2 separate regions of the Homo sapiens genome follow, and region 1 is linked to region 2. A link is a loop called in an ENCODE intact Hi-C map of the cell type or tissue named here. Cell type or tissue: PC-9. All regions are shown on one strand. Links, peaks and the distances in the headings refer to the core of each region. The heading gives the core; the rest is flanking DNA.

Region 1 (7,708 bases), core at 2,635-5,134, 140 kb before region 2:
CTGAATCATTTCTCTTTCTGAATCTTCTGAATATGTCTTCCCATATTTAGAAAAAAACAGGACTTCCTCATCTGTTCTTTAGAATCTCTATATCGAGACATTCCATGACCTCAGTCATGCTGTGTGAATAGTGTAGGTGGTCATGATGCCAGTAACGATCATCTGGTTGCAGACATACAACATCCATAAGCAGTCTTGGGGTATGAATTCTCTAGTTCAGAAGCATCTAATTAGCCCCACTGAGCAGAACAAGTCCTCTACTGCAAAGGTCACAGCAAGTACTATCCTATCATTCCAAGAGGCTTTCAGGACCTACCACAACATTTTACAAACATGGAAAAGCACAAATCAGCTATTTCTCAGTGGAAATGCAGATAAGGTTTATAAACTGTAGAATGTCAGAGCTAGAAGGGCTCTTGGAAGCTATAGCCCAGTGCTTCCTTTCTGTGGATGGAAAAAACTGAGACTCAGAAAGTACCAGAATTTTCCCAAAGCATCACTACAAGACAGGGATGAACTGGCAAGAGTCCTGGTTTCCTGAGACCTCATTCAGGGGTCTTTTCACCATTCTGGGCTAAGGCTACAAAATATATTCAAAGCTAAAGCCCTGCTATTGCATAACATAGCCTTATTTCCAATAGACACAAAGTTAAAAGAATTGCTCTGAGGAGGCTGTCATCATTCATGGGTGAAAAAAGCCTGCCTACGGATCCCAGTCAGTTATCAGAAGAAAACCTCTGTCTCAAAACAAACTATGCATTCTTAAATATACTCAATATGAGCAATTTTGAGACTATAGGAAAATAAGGAAGCACTGGATGTGAAGGAGACAATTACAAACAAGTTAAGTTGTCAGGGTGAGAAGATTGGGTCTTTGGCCAGGTGCGGTGACTCACGCCTGTAATCCCAGCACTTTGGAAGGCTGAGGTGGGTGGATCACCTGAGGTCAGGAGTTTGAGACCAGCCTGGTCAACTTGGTGAGACTCCCATCTCTACTAAAAATACAAAAATTAGCCGGGTGTGGTGGTGGGAGCCTGTAATCCCAACTACTTGGGAGGCCAAGGCAGGAGAATCACTTGAACCCAGGAGGCAGTGGTAGCAGTGAGCCAAGATCATGCCACTGCACTTCAGCCTGGGCAACAGAGCGAGACTCTGTCTCAAACAAAAAGAAGAAGAAGACTGGGTCTTTCTCACTGAGCTGCTATGATGGGTTAATTAAAGTCCTAAGTAAAGGTTGCCAACATCAAATTATCAAGCAAATAAATATTTGGAAGTTTTCTTTCTGAAATTATACTCGGTATAAATCATGACTTTCACTAGCTTGTGTCTTTGGGCATTTCACACCACCTTTCTGATCTGTAGGTCACAATAATTTTGTGAAAAACAGGAGGATAACGGATGATAAAAAGTTTTGTTTCTGTAAGGCACTGTCCCACCAGCATATATTGAGTGTCTACTATGAACCATACTACCCACTCTGTACTGTTAGAGATCTTATATTTTTTATTTTATTTAACCCATATAGTAATTTTGAGCTACTTTTGAAGACATAGATGTAGTTACAGGAAATAAGTTAAAGAATATCACCAGACTTAATCAGATCATCAAGTCAAGAACCACTAGTGAAATGTAATTTTAAAAAAGGGGCAGGGAAAGGAAAAACACCAGAATCACTGGACATAAACAAAACCAGAGAAGCAAATCTCTAGCACAGAGGAAGTATTGGGATGTTTTATGCTTGTCTTCACCTATTGATACCTCTTCTTCCACCTGTATCCGGGTCCAAGGATGCTTCTTATGTGTCAGCTTCTGCTTTCCATCAATGTTTTCATATGTAAGATTTCTACTTGAATCTAAATCCATCAGAAAAACTTCCATTCAGATAGCTTAAATAAGCTCTTCAATTCTCTTTTCTTCAGTCTGAATAAGCCTAACTTCTTAATTATATTTTCTGATGGGTTAAAAGTAATCTTTTAAATCACCTCAGAGCTGATCCTCTAAAACATTCCAAAGTTCTCCATTTTCAATTCCACCATTTTCTTAGCACATTCTCTATGCAGGGTATAGAGAAAGGAATAAGACTCAGTGCCTGAACTCTGTAAGCCCATGATCTGACAATCTATGAGCCGATTTTACTATCAATTTGTTCCCAGACCTCAAAAAGCACAAATAGAAACTTGCAAGTCTCATTTCAGAAATAGAGGATCACTTATTTCAATTATTCCCACTTTCTATCCTCAAGGAAAACAGCTGGATCTGGCCTCCATTCCCACAGTAGTGGAAGTAAGAAGGACAATGTACTCTTTACTTCTAGTAAGTTCCAAAGCCTCCCAGAAAGAGGCAGAGGCAGGGGAAGGGTCCCATAAGGACTTGGTGGAAGAAGGTTTGTAATAGTCATGGATGTTTAGGATCCTAAACTATCTGAGTTGGAAGGCCTTTTGGAGAGGTCAGTTTCCAATTCTTTGATTTTATAGATATGTAACTGAGACTAGAGTTTTCAAAGATCACAGTTCTTACTTTAGTCATGTTAATTACATGTTTCACTCAGTGACTCAGATTCAGAGTTCTACTCAAACACCGTTGTTGGCAGGATAGAAGACCAGAGCAATTACTACTTTAAATCATCATAGCAGACCAATAGAAGTTTTGCTTTCTACACACAAAAAAAGCAAAGACATGCTGAAGGGGTGAGTTTTATACAGTAGAAACTGCTCATACTAGTGGCAAAGCACACAGTCATGAAAAACAAATATGGCTTAACAACACAAAAAGCAGCTACAGGTTGGAAGAAGGAAACACATTCTTTGATAACCAACTTTGTAAGAGAATAAATTATTTTTGACAGGAAAGACTCCTCTCCTCCAAGTTGTTTTTAGCTGAGCTAGAAAATATGCCAGTCAGTCCTCAGTCTGAGTTAATATACTCATTCCGTGCATTCTTCTTTCTTCAGAGAGAAGCCACAGGTCCTCTTGCATAGGGCAACATAGCTGGCTTCCTCTCCCTGGACTTCTCACTCTCCTTCTACCCTGGCCTCCAAAGAGTCTCTGTTAAGGCACTAACCTACCTGTTAGCAAAACTGAATGAGGACACCTAGCTCCCTAGAAGGAAAGATGGCAGCTTTCATTATTACCTCCATCAGCTGCCCCTCCTTTCTACTCATCTCAAATCTCAAAGCTCCACCACAGAATTAAAAACATAGCTCGAGGCACCAAACCGAGATTTATGAGGAAGCACAGACATTAACTCTTGCTCTAAACGCAGGGCGTGTGCTTGTAAGTATGGGTGAGCAAACAGAGGGAGGCTGTGAGTGGGAGGAGGCGGGCGGGCGATGGGGAGAGAGCAACTCAGAACAACATGATCTATTTTCTTAATGTCTCCTTTCCCCCTACCTTAGAGCAAGTATTGTTGAAAGGCAGACTTCTAGGCCCATGAAATGTTAGTCTCTTGCTTATTTAATCTGGACAAAAGCAGGGACAGAGTTGGCACCCTGGAGGGTATTCAATGCTCCTTTGCTCATTGAATGACCTCAGAGGAAATATTTTCCATGACAAGAACCCAAAAGACGCTGGCACAGAGTCAGACAATAAGATTTGCAGAATGTGTTTACATTCTCTCCATGTCCCCAGGCTGTTCCAAACCCATCGGCAGGTGCTGCCTTTATCTGCTCTCTTTGCTCACCTGGCTCCCTCCCAGAAGTTTCCAGGGCCTTTAGCTCAGTGAGATTAACCACTTACTGGCAAGGGTAACCAAGAAATTGTATGGGTTATATTACTTGAGGCAGAGGTAAGTAATAAATAAAGCAGATCGGCAATGTTCATCAAAAAAAGATTCAGGGGCATTGTGGTGTCATTGTAAAAACCTTGAGTGAGAATTAGAAGGCCTGGGTTCAAAAGATGGATCTGCCACTATTCAACTGGGTAACTTGAACCTTTTACTTCTCCGGGCTCCGGGGATCCATCTGTAATATCAGGTAGTTAAAACTAGATCATTTGTAAGATCCTTTTCTACCCCCAATAAATTAAGATCTATGCTGAAAGACCAGAATAATTTGTGTTATGCTGGTTAGACAAAAAAAAAAAAAAACAAGAGTTAACCCAAGGGATAACTTAATGAATATGAGAAATTCTCAGAAGGATACTAAGACCTGAACATTCCTCTCCTAAAAGGTGAAAAAAAGTGATCTTAACCTGCAGAAGAAAAGACTTGAGGTTAAATCAAGAGCAGAATTTAGATCAAGTGAGAGTGAATAATTATAAAAAGGGTTACCAAAAATGGTCACGGAATCTCCCAAACTGAAAGTCCTTAAAAGAGATGTTTATCTGCTTGGGAAACTTTAAATGTGCTTGTCCTAGAGGTGGTCATGTTCATGGCTGAAGAGAGGAAGACAAAGTTTCCAAACCAAAGGTCCAACCTAAGATTTCATGACTCACAATGTTGGAATATATGTGTGTTTGTGCAGTAAATATTTATGCTGAAATAAACATGGCTGCTTACAGTGCCAGGTACATAGAAACCACTTAATGAATTTTTGTTTAATGAAGGTGAATGAATGAGTTTACAGACCAAGTTAGGATGCCTGTCAATTTGAATGTCATATTATTCCATTTTTAGAGTGTTACATGTTATGGTAGTAAGCTCCCTGGACTGGTAGTCAAAAAAAAATGTGGTTCAAATCCTTGCATTTATAGTCACTTTCTTTGTGGTTTAGACTGGGCACTTTTCTTGATGTGCCAATTCCCTCCTTATAAAATAAAGAAGGCACTGGATTGGATAGTGTCTAGAGGACACTCTAACTCTACACAAACCTAACGTGTTTGACCCATCAGAGCAGAGGATTACCAACCTTTGGGTTTCACTTAAATAACACAGAGAAGTATTTTTCCTCAGTGAATTAATTTGGATGAAAGTCATTCTCAAACTTACATACTTATTTTCTTATATTAAAAATAGCTATTTTTAATTACTTAATAAAGTTATCCAAAAAAACACCCAGATTTTAAGACCTAGAAGGGAGTTATTATTCATCATTTATGTCCTGTGTCCTTGGCTCCTTAAATTCACCAAATATAGACTGAAATCTAAATGTTACCCAAATTAATACTCAAAACCCTTATAATACTTTCCTATACTGCTTCCCTTTATGAAAGCCAGCTGTTGTATATGAAGAGTCAGACTATTTGCCTAAAGCTCTAAAAGATTCTTGACTGCTAAGTTTATTGGTTCTTATGTCAGCTGTCTCCTCCATCACCATCAGGCTGCCATTTCTTGCTGCTATCAACATTCCTGACTTTAGCTGCTCTTTTTCTAATTTGTTTTTTCGAAACTTCTATTGACAGGGAAACTAGGAACATACTGTTATTGGGGTGATGGGCAAATGATAAAAATACCCTCTTTCTCAGGCCATTTATTCTAAGGAAAATGCAACAAGTTATTAGAAAAAGCTGTGTTTTCTCAGATGCCATTTAAATGGAAAGCTAATCCAATGAAGTTGACAATAAATAACTTTCGAACAAAGGAGAAGAAACTGGATGCTACTTTAAGTTGTGAGCATCTAAATGGCCTATTTGGAGTCCATGTCTGTCAGAAAGAAACAAATGTCATCCTAGGATTAAAAGTGATAACTTTCTTTCCACTGATGAGGATGACATGAAATGTTGTCATTGCTAGAGTCATACTTCGGCAGACACTGGCATTGTCATATTCTGTACACGGAGCCTCACACCCTGATCCATCCTTCAAACCTTTTAGGGTATAACTCCCTCAATAATGAATAATTAATTTAAGTGGGAACATTTTAAGTAAATCCTTCATAGAAATCCTCCATGAAGTCCAGGGAAATTGCTCCGGATACAATTGTGATGAGGATTCAGAAGAAGGAACAATCTCTCATAGTTAAAGGTATCAAAAAAGGCTTCATTCATTCAATACGTCTTTACTGATCTTTGACTTTGTACCAAGTGCATGCAAGGACCTCGAAAGATATAAAACAAGCCTTCCATAAACTCAGAGCAGCCTAATGATTTTATAACTATGGGGCCTTTTAGCTGGGGTTTGATGGATATAAGGCTTTTGATGAGAAAATAGCATTAAGTACTTTGAAGACAGGAAATCATAAGAACAAAGATCCACATAAGAAAAATTGTATGTGTGCTATGTGCCATAATTTGTATATTTGTGGTGACTGTATTTATGTCCAGTTGAGCTACATGTGAGCAAGCAGGGTGAAGTCAGACAGTCCAGAAGAAATCTACAGAAATTGGTAGAGGTTGCAGGGGAGGGTGCTGTGATTAAACAGAAAAGTGCATGGTCCAGAGCAGTCTAATCCTAACATGGAAGCTAGTGAGGAGTCACTGAGGAGTCAGTAGGGTGTGGTTTAATTAACTGAAAAAATTTGTCTCTAATTGCCAGATGCAAAACTAGAGAACGAAGAGGCATAGTGTGTTCAGAGGTGAATGGAACCCGTGGCTAAGCTGGATGCCCTCCTTGGTCTCCAGGCCAAGAGTGGGGCTGGGCCTTGCTATCTGTCAGCCTCCTGCTGGGTGTCATTAAGAAGACTAGAGGCAAACACAAAAGAGGATAAAATCAAAGATTGGGTGGTAATGGTGATAATGGCAGAAGAAGAAAAAAAATGGAGGAAAACATTATATGAAATATAACCTTTATCTTCAACAGATTCAATGATGGTTGCCACTTCACTGAGTAGCAGGTTTACCAATCTTGCTGCACCTTAATTTTCTGTTAAGTGGAATTAGTTGTATTTTTCTCAAAAACATACTATAAAGTGTTAAATGTAATTTAAAATGTGAAGCCTCTAACAGTGCCTACTAGGCATTCAATATTTGCTAGCTGGAAAGTGTCTTACAGAACACAAACTTTTTTTTTTTTTTTTTTTTTTTTTTTTGAGATGGAGTCTCACTCTGTCACCCAGGCTGGAGTGCAGTGGCAGGATCTTGGCTCACTGCAACCTCTCCCTCCCAGGTTCAAGTGATTCTCCTGCCTCAGCCTCTTGAGTAGCTGGGACTACAGGCGTGTGACACCACGTCTGGCTAATTTTTTTTGTATTTTTAGTAGAGACAGGGTTTCACTGTGTTAGCCAGGATAGTCTCGATCTCCCAACCTCATGATCCGCCTGCCTCAGCCTCCCAAAGTGCTGGGATTACAGGCATGAGCCACCGTGCCCAGCACACAAACATTTTATCATCCATTATCTCATTGTTCTTCATAAATTGTTGATACCTGAAAATTAGAAAGGAATTATGAAAATTCTAAAGGCACAGAACTAGTGAGAGCCAGGATTTACAACCAGATATTTCTGACCCAGAGATAGAACTCTGACCTGGATTTCCGGTCAAGAGCCATGAGCTCTACTAGTAAAGTAGGAATATTGAGGATATCTGAGGGCTGGTTAACAAAGGGGACATTTATTGGCATTGCTGGCAGAAGTTGCCTACTCCCAACAGTGCTCAGATTCTAGGTCTGGACCAGGAATATGTCTTCAGTGATGGAAGTGAAAAGCCAGATGCAGGGATCTGGAGCTTATCTGGTCTAGCTCTGGTTCTTCTTCCTACAAACAGCAAAGCAAATCTGGCAAGAGGAAGAGTAAAATCTTAAGAAGGATAACATTAAGCCTGCTTTCTTTCCAGTTCATTACCCTGGCACTAAACCTGAGTGGGAAGCATATAACAGGATTGAAAAAGACACAATAGAA
Region 2 (7,708 bases), core at 1,976-4,475:
CTATGGTAATCCAGAGGAGGGAGCAACTCCAGGAAGGCTGCACAGCGGTGGAGGCGGCATTAGATCCGGGCTGTTAAGAAGAGCCAGGATTTCAACAAGCACAGATGGTAGAGTTGGGTATAAATGTTATTGGTGAGATGGACTCAGCCACAGTTACCTGATCAAACTGATTTATGCCCCCTCCCTAATACAGACCCCAGGCTGAAAAGAGAGTTTTACAGAACCGGTATCTAGGTCACACCACTTAGACGCCACAAAACTACAGGGCAATTAGAAATAATTGCGAGGCAAATACCGTTCCCACTCAGCTCCAAATGTCTTTATGACAGCTCAGGGTGGGGGCACAAAAGGCAGGAGGAGTGGAGACATGCTGGATCCCAGCCTGGTCTCTTAAGAGAAGGACTAAGCAATGCACTGCTGTTTGAAGTATGCTATTTTAAAGGGCAAGAAACTCTGTGAAAAGACATCAATTGTTCACACGGCATCCATCTAATTATCGTTAGGTTTCCAGCGGCCACTGAACACTCCTCCCAGCTCATGCTGAGCTCCGCCATACTGCAGCCTGCAGTAACATAATACATCCAGGAGGGGCACAAGCAGTAGGAGTAATGCCACACGGAAAACCTCAGCTCTGGTCCCTGCTCAGCTGCTCACTGGGATCAGAGGCAAGTAGCTTAGTTTTCCCCAAGCCTTGATTGCCTCTTCCGTGCAATGGGAGTTACAGTACAGATCCCACCAACCTCCCTGGGCTGTTGAGGGAGAAAATGAGCTCCTGGAGGTGATAAGAGCTTTGTAAAATTCAAAGTATTGGTATGAATGTGAAGCAATACTATGACAGAACATATGGCTATATATAAGAATTCACTTCATGTCTGTATTTCCAGGCATAGCAAAGGCTATGTACAGATCTCCCAGTAGAGGACATGCTCAACAGCCAAGGAGCAGGGAAGCACAGAATAATTTTTACCAGATTGGCCTTCAGAGATCATTTCTCTCTGTGTCCTGTCTCTTCTCTCTCTTCTATAATAACCTTTACAGGCCGGGCCTGGTGGCTCATGCCTGTAATCCCAGCACTTTGGGAGGCCGAGGTGAGCGGATCATCTGAGGTCAGGAGTTCAAGACCAGCGTGGCCAACATGGTGAAACCCTGTCTCTACTAAAAATACAAAAATTAGCCGGGCGCAGTGGCGGGCCCCTGTAATCCCAGCTACATGGGAGGCTGAGGCAGGAGAATCGCTTAAGCCCAGGAGGCGGAGGTTGCAGTGAGCCAAGATCGCTCCACTGCACTCCAGCCTGGGCACCAGAGTGAGACTCCATCTCAAATAATAATAATAATAGCTTTTACAAATTATTGTTCTTCCTCTTCTCATTCAGCTCTAGTGTCTATGAGAAATAACGTATGTTGTTACTTATTTAGGTTAGGAAACACTGGTATGTTAGAACCCCTCTTCTGCCATTTTTCAAATGGGGATGGAGTGACATCCTGATGATCACACAAGCTAGTCTCCTCCCTGGACTCAGCAGGGCTGTTCTCTTACACACTGCCTGGGGCAGCAGATGGGCAGGAGGAAGTACAGGTGGCATGGATCCTGGTCAGGTATGAACCAGAATCACCTCATGTCCAGGTCTCCCTCATAGTGGATCATGCAGATAAAAATTGGTAAATAAACATGCATCACTGGGGGTAAATAGGTACTGTCTACAAGAATCCCATATCCCAACTCCCCAGATACACCCCTTGTCCCAGGAGTCTTTTGGGAAAGAGGAGTTCAATGACAATGAACAGATACTGGCAGCAGCTTTTGAAGTGAACAGGTACTAAGCAATATGAATTTCCCCTTCTCTTGCGTTCCAATAGTACACCACACACGTCACTAGTACCGCCCTCTTATAGTTAGTTTTCTTCCCCAATATGCATCTGTCTACCCTCTTTAAAGATAAGGACCATGTCTTAAACAAGACATTCTTTTTAGAATCTAGCACAGTACAATGCCAATAGTAGGTACTCAAAAGATACCTACTTTGACGGATGGGTGGATGAGTAAACGAATGAATATACAAACTACTCTGTTTTCCTTCACAGCCCTACAAGGCCTCACAGCTAGAGAGGTGACATTTCAGAGAAGGAGAAACAAAAAGCCCCTTCTGCTTTTGACAAGGGACTAAATTCAGCCCAAAGCATCTTTTTTTCTCTCTCTATTTACTCCGGACAATCTGTCCCTTATCAGATGAGCTCAAGGCTGGTTGGAAATATGCATATTTTATTTGAAAATATCTGCTTCCTCCAGTTTTGTTTTGCCACATACACATTTGTCTGCTTTGCTGTATGTTGTGTATCAGATAGGACTCAGACAAACTGCTTTGGCTTCCTAAACTGTTTTGTTTTCTCCATTCATTTATCATTGATCTCATTTCCTTCCCTGCATCTCACTCTTATTTCCAAGTTCCAATTTTATCCGCAATGAAAGAGAACAATTTCATTGTCGCACAGGTTCACTGAGGGCTAAAAAGGGCACTGGCATGGAAGTTAGAAAGCCTAAGATTTAGTTCCCATTCTGCCACTAACAAGCAATGTGACCTTCAGAGGATCGTCTCTTCTATCTTGGCCTCTCTTTCTCCTTTGCAAAATAAGGTCTGCTCTTGACAGCCACAGAATCTCGAAGTAAGTGCAATACTTCGAGACTCTCTGGATACCAATCTGCTAATGTTGCACCATTTTTCACACTCATTACAGATGGGGAAGAATTCTTGTATGTTTTTAGCTTTGGTTTGAGACCCAGTGAGGGTCCTCCACTCCAGATCCTCACCTGACTTTCTGATCCACCCCAACCAAGAATGGCTTCATGGGCATGCAACTCGTGCAGTTACACAGGCCTGCAGGTAGAAGGGCCTTGTGCTTGGTTTTGTTCTGCTGTTGTCATGTTGAAATTCTTAATAGTTCTTGAACAAGGAGGCTGGATTTTCACTTTGCACTTGGCCTCACAAACCAGTCCTGCCCCTACTCTTACACTTGCACTCCCCCAAAGCAACAGAGAACTAAGAAAGAACCAGGAAAAGGAAAACAAGGGTGTACTTTGCCAGCCATTCATGGCAGGGAGAAGGGCTCCCCATAAGGCAGAGCTTCACTTTGAAATGCCCTTCCTTACAAATATAAATCAAAGAAAAGACAAGGCGGGAGAATGTGAAACTTGCCACAGTCTCCACCCCATCACCCTTCCCCATCTTGCTGGATGGGAGGTCTGACTCATACCTGGGGTGTGGCTCACCATTCCTGCTAAGCACCTGGGCTCCTCCCTGTTCACAGGGCTCAGGAGGAAGTGTGGGTTACGCTGGAGTGGATGTGGAAACCATCCAGTCACCTCTCAATGTCAAGAGCTAGATGGAATCTCACAGCCGACTCAGGCAACCACCACAGCCCACCTTCATCAGAGAAAAAAACACCGCTTCTATTAGAGAATGGGCTGAGGCCAGTTCACACTGTGAGCAGCTCCCACCTCTTCTTGGCATTAATTTTGGATTATCTCCCCGTTTCTGCATCTTTGGGGTCCACAGGGGAAGAAGTTACTCCTCTGTCACACAAATAAGAGTCCCACCCCCAGTTCAGTCACCGGCAGACTCGGATACCCAATATATGGTCGAATTAAATTGAAAATGACCCTGATCTTTAAAAACCTCAGTAAGATGAAACTATTACCATTGGATTATTTTTTTCTTCCTACCTAAAGTTCTTCTCCTAACAGCTTGAGGCATTTTACATGTCTCATCAGGGAAGAAATTAAAGAAGGAAGAAGAACCTTGACAAAATTTAAACACACAAACGAAGAGCTAGTGATAAATTACAATGCAAATAAGATAGGCTTTTGAAACGCTGAGACACCAAGGAAAGTATCAGGGATACTAGTTAGGATAAAAGGTATTATGCATTTCTCTGTAGGCATGGAGAGTTACTTCCCTAGTTGACTAACTCCCTGGGTGTGCTCGGTCAAGTATACCCTTATGCAAGTTTCCCTCGGTATCCTTTGGCTTCCTTGTCAGCAAATTAAAGCAGTTTGGACGTGCTCAAAGTGAGGTCTCTTCTAGGTTGTCATTCTATGCTACTAAGTATCAAACTGTTATCACCTCCATGTCAGTGTCCCCACTTAAGGATTGATTTTTAAAGTAAGATTACACTCTAGAACCTAAGTTGGCATGGCAACGTAATGAAAACAACAAAACAGTTCAATTCAAAAACTTGAGTTTGGACCATAGGAGTTGAACCAGAGAGGAAGATCCTATGGCACTCATCTATCAACACAGTCCCTTGAATTCCCATTTGAAGACACTGAATGCTCTGTTCTCTTGGAATGTCTGAAGTTTAAAGGGAAATGGTGGCCTCTAAGGCCAAGGCCATGTTATTGAGGGTCTGGAATGCTTAGCCAAGAAGTTTATGTTTAATTTTCATCTTTATTATGTTGTTGGGGACTCTACTCAGTGATTCTGTCTTGACATTTGATGATTTCTTTTGAACTGCGACTGCTCTCTGGGTTTCCAGAGAGCCCAAATCACCTGGGGAGAGGGAGGGAATCTTCCTTTTGTCTGTCTTAGTCCCTGACCAGTTACAGCCCTGCCTCTGTTCCTGTAGCCTAAGAGATTTTCCATATTGGCAACACTCAATGGCCACCTGAATCACACGGTGAGCAGTTTCCACCTCTTGGCAGTAATTTTGGATTCTTTCCCCCTTTCTGCATCTTTGGGGTCCACAGGGGAAAAACTTACTCCACTGTCACACAAATAATAGTCCCACCCCCAGTGCAGTGAGCAGCCTGAATCAAAGACAGGCCCAGAGTCCAGGGCTTATGACTCCAGTATCAGCCTGGATCTTCATGCCAGGGCAGCCTTTAGTGTCCAGAAAGAGCCTCTCACCCCGAAGACAGCATTTGATGCGCAGGTCCCTGGACACCTGCCTGAGAACCTCATATTAAAAATGCACATGCCCAGGCCCCTTGATTTACTGGATTAGAATCTCTGGGGGTAGGCCTAGAAATCTCCATGTCAACAAGCCTTGCCAGATGGCTGTTATGCACATAAAAGTTTGAGAACCAGAGTGTTACAGTTTCTCCATCTATCGTGACAGTCATTTAGAAAACTCCAACCCAGAATAGACTGTACAAAAGCTCAGGGGCAAGAACCTGTAGGGTGAATCAGTCTTGCTGTAAGGAAACAGCAGTAAAACCTGTGTGTCTGGAACACTGGGCGGCAGGCAAAGTTGAGGGTGTGGTAAGGTTAGAAGGCAAGTAATCTGTACATGAATGACCCACGATTCTTTCATTTTTACATTGCTCCTCACTGTATGATATAAACGTTCCTAGGTAAACTCAAAGTTTCATTACCCTCCATCCCAAATCCTCATAGCTGGATATCTGTACTCTTGCTGACTTACTACACATGAAAGAGGTTCTTGCTTAACAACAGTAATAAGGGTAAAAATGCACAGAGATGGGGGCTGGAGCTAGCTACATTGTACAAAGGCCCAGAAAAGAGAAATCGTGGAGGTTTTTGTGAAGGAAAGGAGTTCAGCAAAGCCCATCCCCATTTCCAGGGATACTCTGCCACATGAAGGCTGAGGACAAGCTCCAGCTCCTCAGAGTTTTCTTAAAGCACGTTTGGGACCCCAGGGGGACATGGGAGCTGTGGAGGGAACCTGCCACACAACATGCCATATCCGTTTTCAGAGGATGTCAACACCCTCCTTCCCACACCTGCTGTTCCCAAATATCACAACCTGATTTTTTTCTCCAACCTCCTGTCTTGATGATGATGATTAAATATTCATGGAATGCTGTGATGCCAGCATACTTTGTGAAATTTCAGATACCTTTTTTTTTTAAAAAAAAGGGAAGCTTTTATTTTTTTTTTTAGCTTATTTCAATTTTCAAAAGAGGTAAAAAGAATAACAAATGCAATGACTAGAAAAGTAGATAATGAACAAAGAAGCTAGTATCCTAGGTTTTCACAACTGTGTTTCGAGCCAAAAATTGTCCCAATTTAAGAAAAAAAGTAGGGGCCAGGCTTGGTGGCTCACGCCTGTAATCCCAGTACTTTGGGAGGCCGAGGCGGGTGGATCACCTAAGATCAGGAGTTCAAGACTACCCAGGCCAACATGGTGAAACCCCGTCTCTACAAAAATACAAAAATTAGCCAGGCATGATGGTGGGCACCTGTAGTCCCAGCTGCTCAGGAGGCTAAGGCAGGAGAATCGCTTGAACCTGTAAGGTGGATGTTGCAGTGAGTGGAGATCGCACCACTGCACTCCAGCCTGGGTGACAGAGTGAGACTCTGTCTCAAAAAAAAAGAAAAAGAAAAAGAGTAAAACTCAGAATTTAGAAAACAAAGACATGAAGAAACAATTGTTCACATTATAAAAGAATCTTCTCTTTTACCATGAGTTCCATTTAAGTAGCAAAGTTCCCAACTTCATGTAAAATACAAGTAAAATGCATGTAGGTATATATGTCTTATTTATTTGTTTATTATGCAAAAAGTTTACCTTATTTGAAAAAAAAATGCATATTTTTTGAGAACCAAAGACTATTAGCTAAAGGTATCATCTTATCCAATTGTTTTCAGAATGATTCTCGGCGGGGTTTCCAGCGTGCCTCAGGGACTGCCCTGCTAGACAAGCAGAGCCAAGAGGGTAGAGCCAAAGGGTGCCCACTCCAGCCCAACCCCGGCAACTCCACTGCTATTCGGGAATATATTGGAGGTACCTGTAAAGTTGTGGAGAAGCCCTAATGGCACACATAGAAGCCTAATTCCTTAATTTTACATTCCGGGAAACTAAGGCACAGAGAGCTGTAAAGTCATATCTTTAATTTTAACTTCAGTCCCGTATTTCCTTTTCAAGGAAACTTGTTGCCCCGTAAAAGTCGTCATTTCATTAAAGAAACAGGTTTATCTCCTATGAATGTTAGGGTTTTAAGCCTAAAACCGGTAAATCATCACAATAACCAAAACAATTGGCTATAACAAGCTTGACATTTTTAAATGTCTTCAGATTAGCTGGCCCGTGTCAGAGTTGATCACGGTTCTGTATTGAATCATAACACAGATAACTTGAGCTAACACATATCAAAATTTTATTTAAAATACCAACTAAAGCAAGGTGTTATCAAGATGAATCAATGTCTCAGAGAGAAATAGTCAGAGAAAAAAGTAAGAACCCCATGTTTTTTTGTTTTGCTTCGTTTTTTGAGACGGAGTTTCTCTCTTGTCGCCCAGGCTGCAGTGCAATGGTGCCATCTTGGCTCGCTGCACCCTCCACCTCCTGGGTTCAAGTGATTCTCCTGCCTCAGCCTCCCAAGTAGCTGGGATTACAGGCACCTGGCACCGTGCCCAGCTAATTTTTTGTATTTTTAGTAGAGACCAGGTTTCACCATGTTGGCCAGGCTTGTCTCGAACTCCTGACCTCAGGTGACCCACCCGCCTGGGCCTCCTAAAGTACTGGGATTACAGGTGTGAGCCACCACACCCAGCCTAAGAACTCTATGTTAAATCAACTTGTGTTTTAAATTTATTTCTAATTATTTAACAAATACTTATATAGTGCTTATCATGTGCCAGAAACTGCGGTAAACACCTTACAAATATTAATCAGTTAGTTTCTACAATAACTCTCTAATGAAGGTATTATATGTTATTGAAATTTTATAGGTGGGAAAATTGGGCACAGA

The links. Peaks named below come from ENCODE experiments on the same cell type or tissue, not always from the same donor. Only the 100,000 strongest peaks of a DNase experiment are listed, where the experiment ranks them.
Region 1: it touches region 2 in a loop (6-fold over the local background); 1 of 110 quality-filtered maps calls a loop at or near these places.

Annotation. Positions count from the first base shown.
Region 1 is chr3:189,300,492-189,308,199 of GRCh38, reverse strand. All of the region lies in intron 4 of TPRG1 (tumor protein p63 regulated 1), which reads right to left. Among named protein-coding and RNA genes, the nearest start is that of TPRG1-AS2, 64 kb to the right of the region's middle. RefSeq lists an enhancer at 223-282. In PC-9, for the core only: no CTCF peak of the experiment used is centred there; DNase peaks (open chromatin) are centred at 3,249, 3,589 and 4,419; H3K4me3 peaks cover 872 bases; H3K27ac peaks cover 2,237 bases.
Region 2 is chr3:189,162,794-189,170,501 of GRCh38, reverse strand. It overlaps a transcript of TPRG1 not described here. Among named protein-coding and RNA genes, the nearest start is that of TPRG1, 5.3 kb to the left of the region's middle. RefSeq lists an enhancer at 2,825-4,024. In PC-9, for the core only: no CTCF peak of the experiment used is centred there; a DNase peak (open chromatin) is centred at 3,281; H3K27ac peaks cover 902 bases.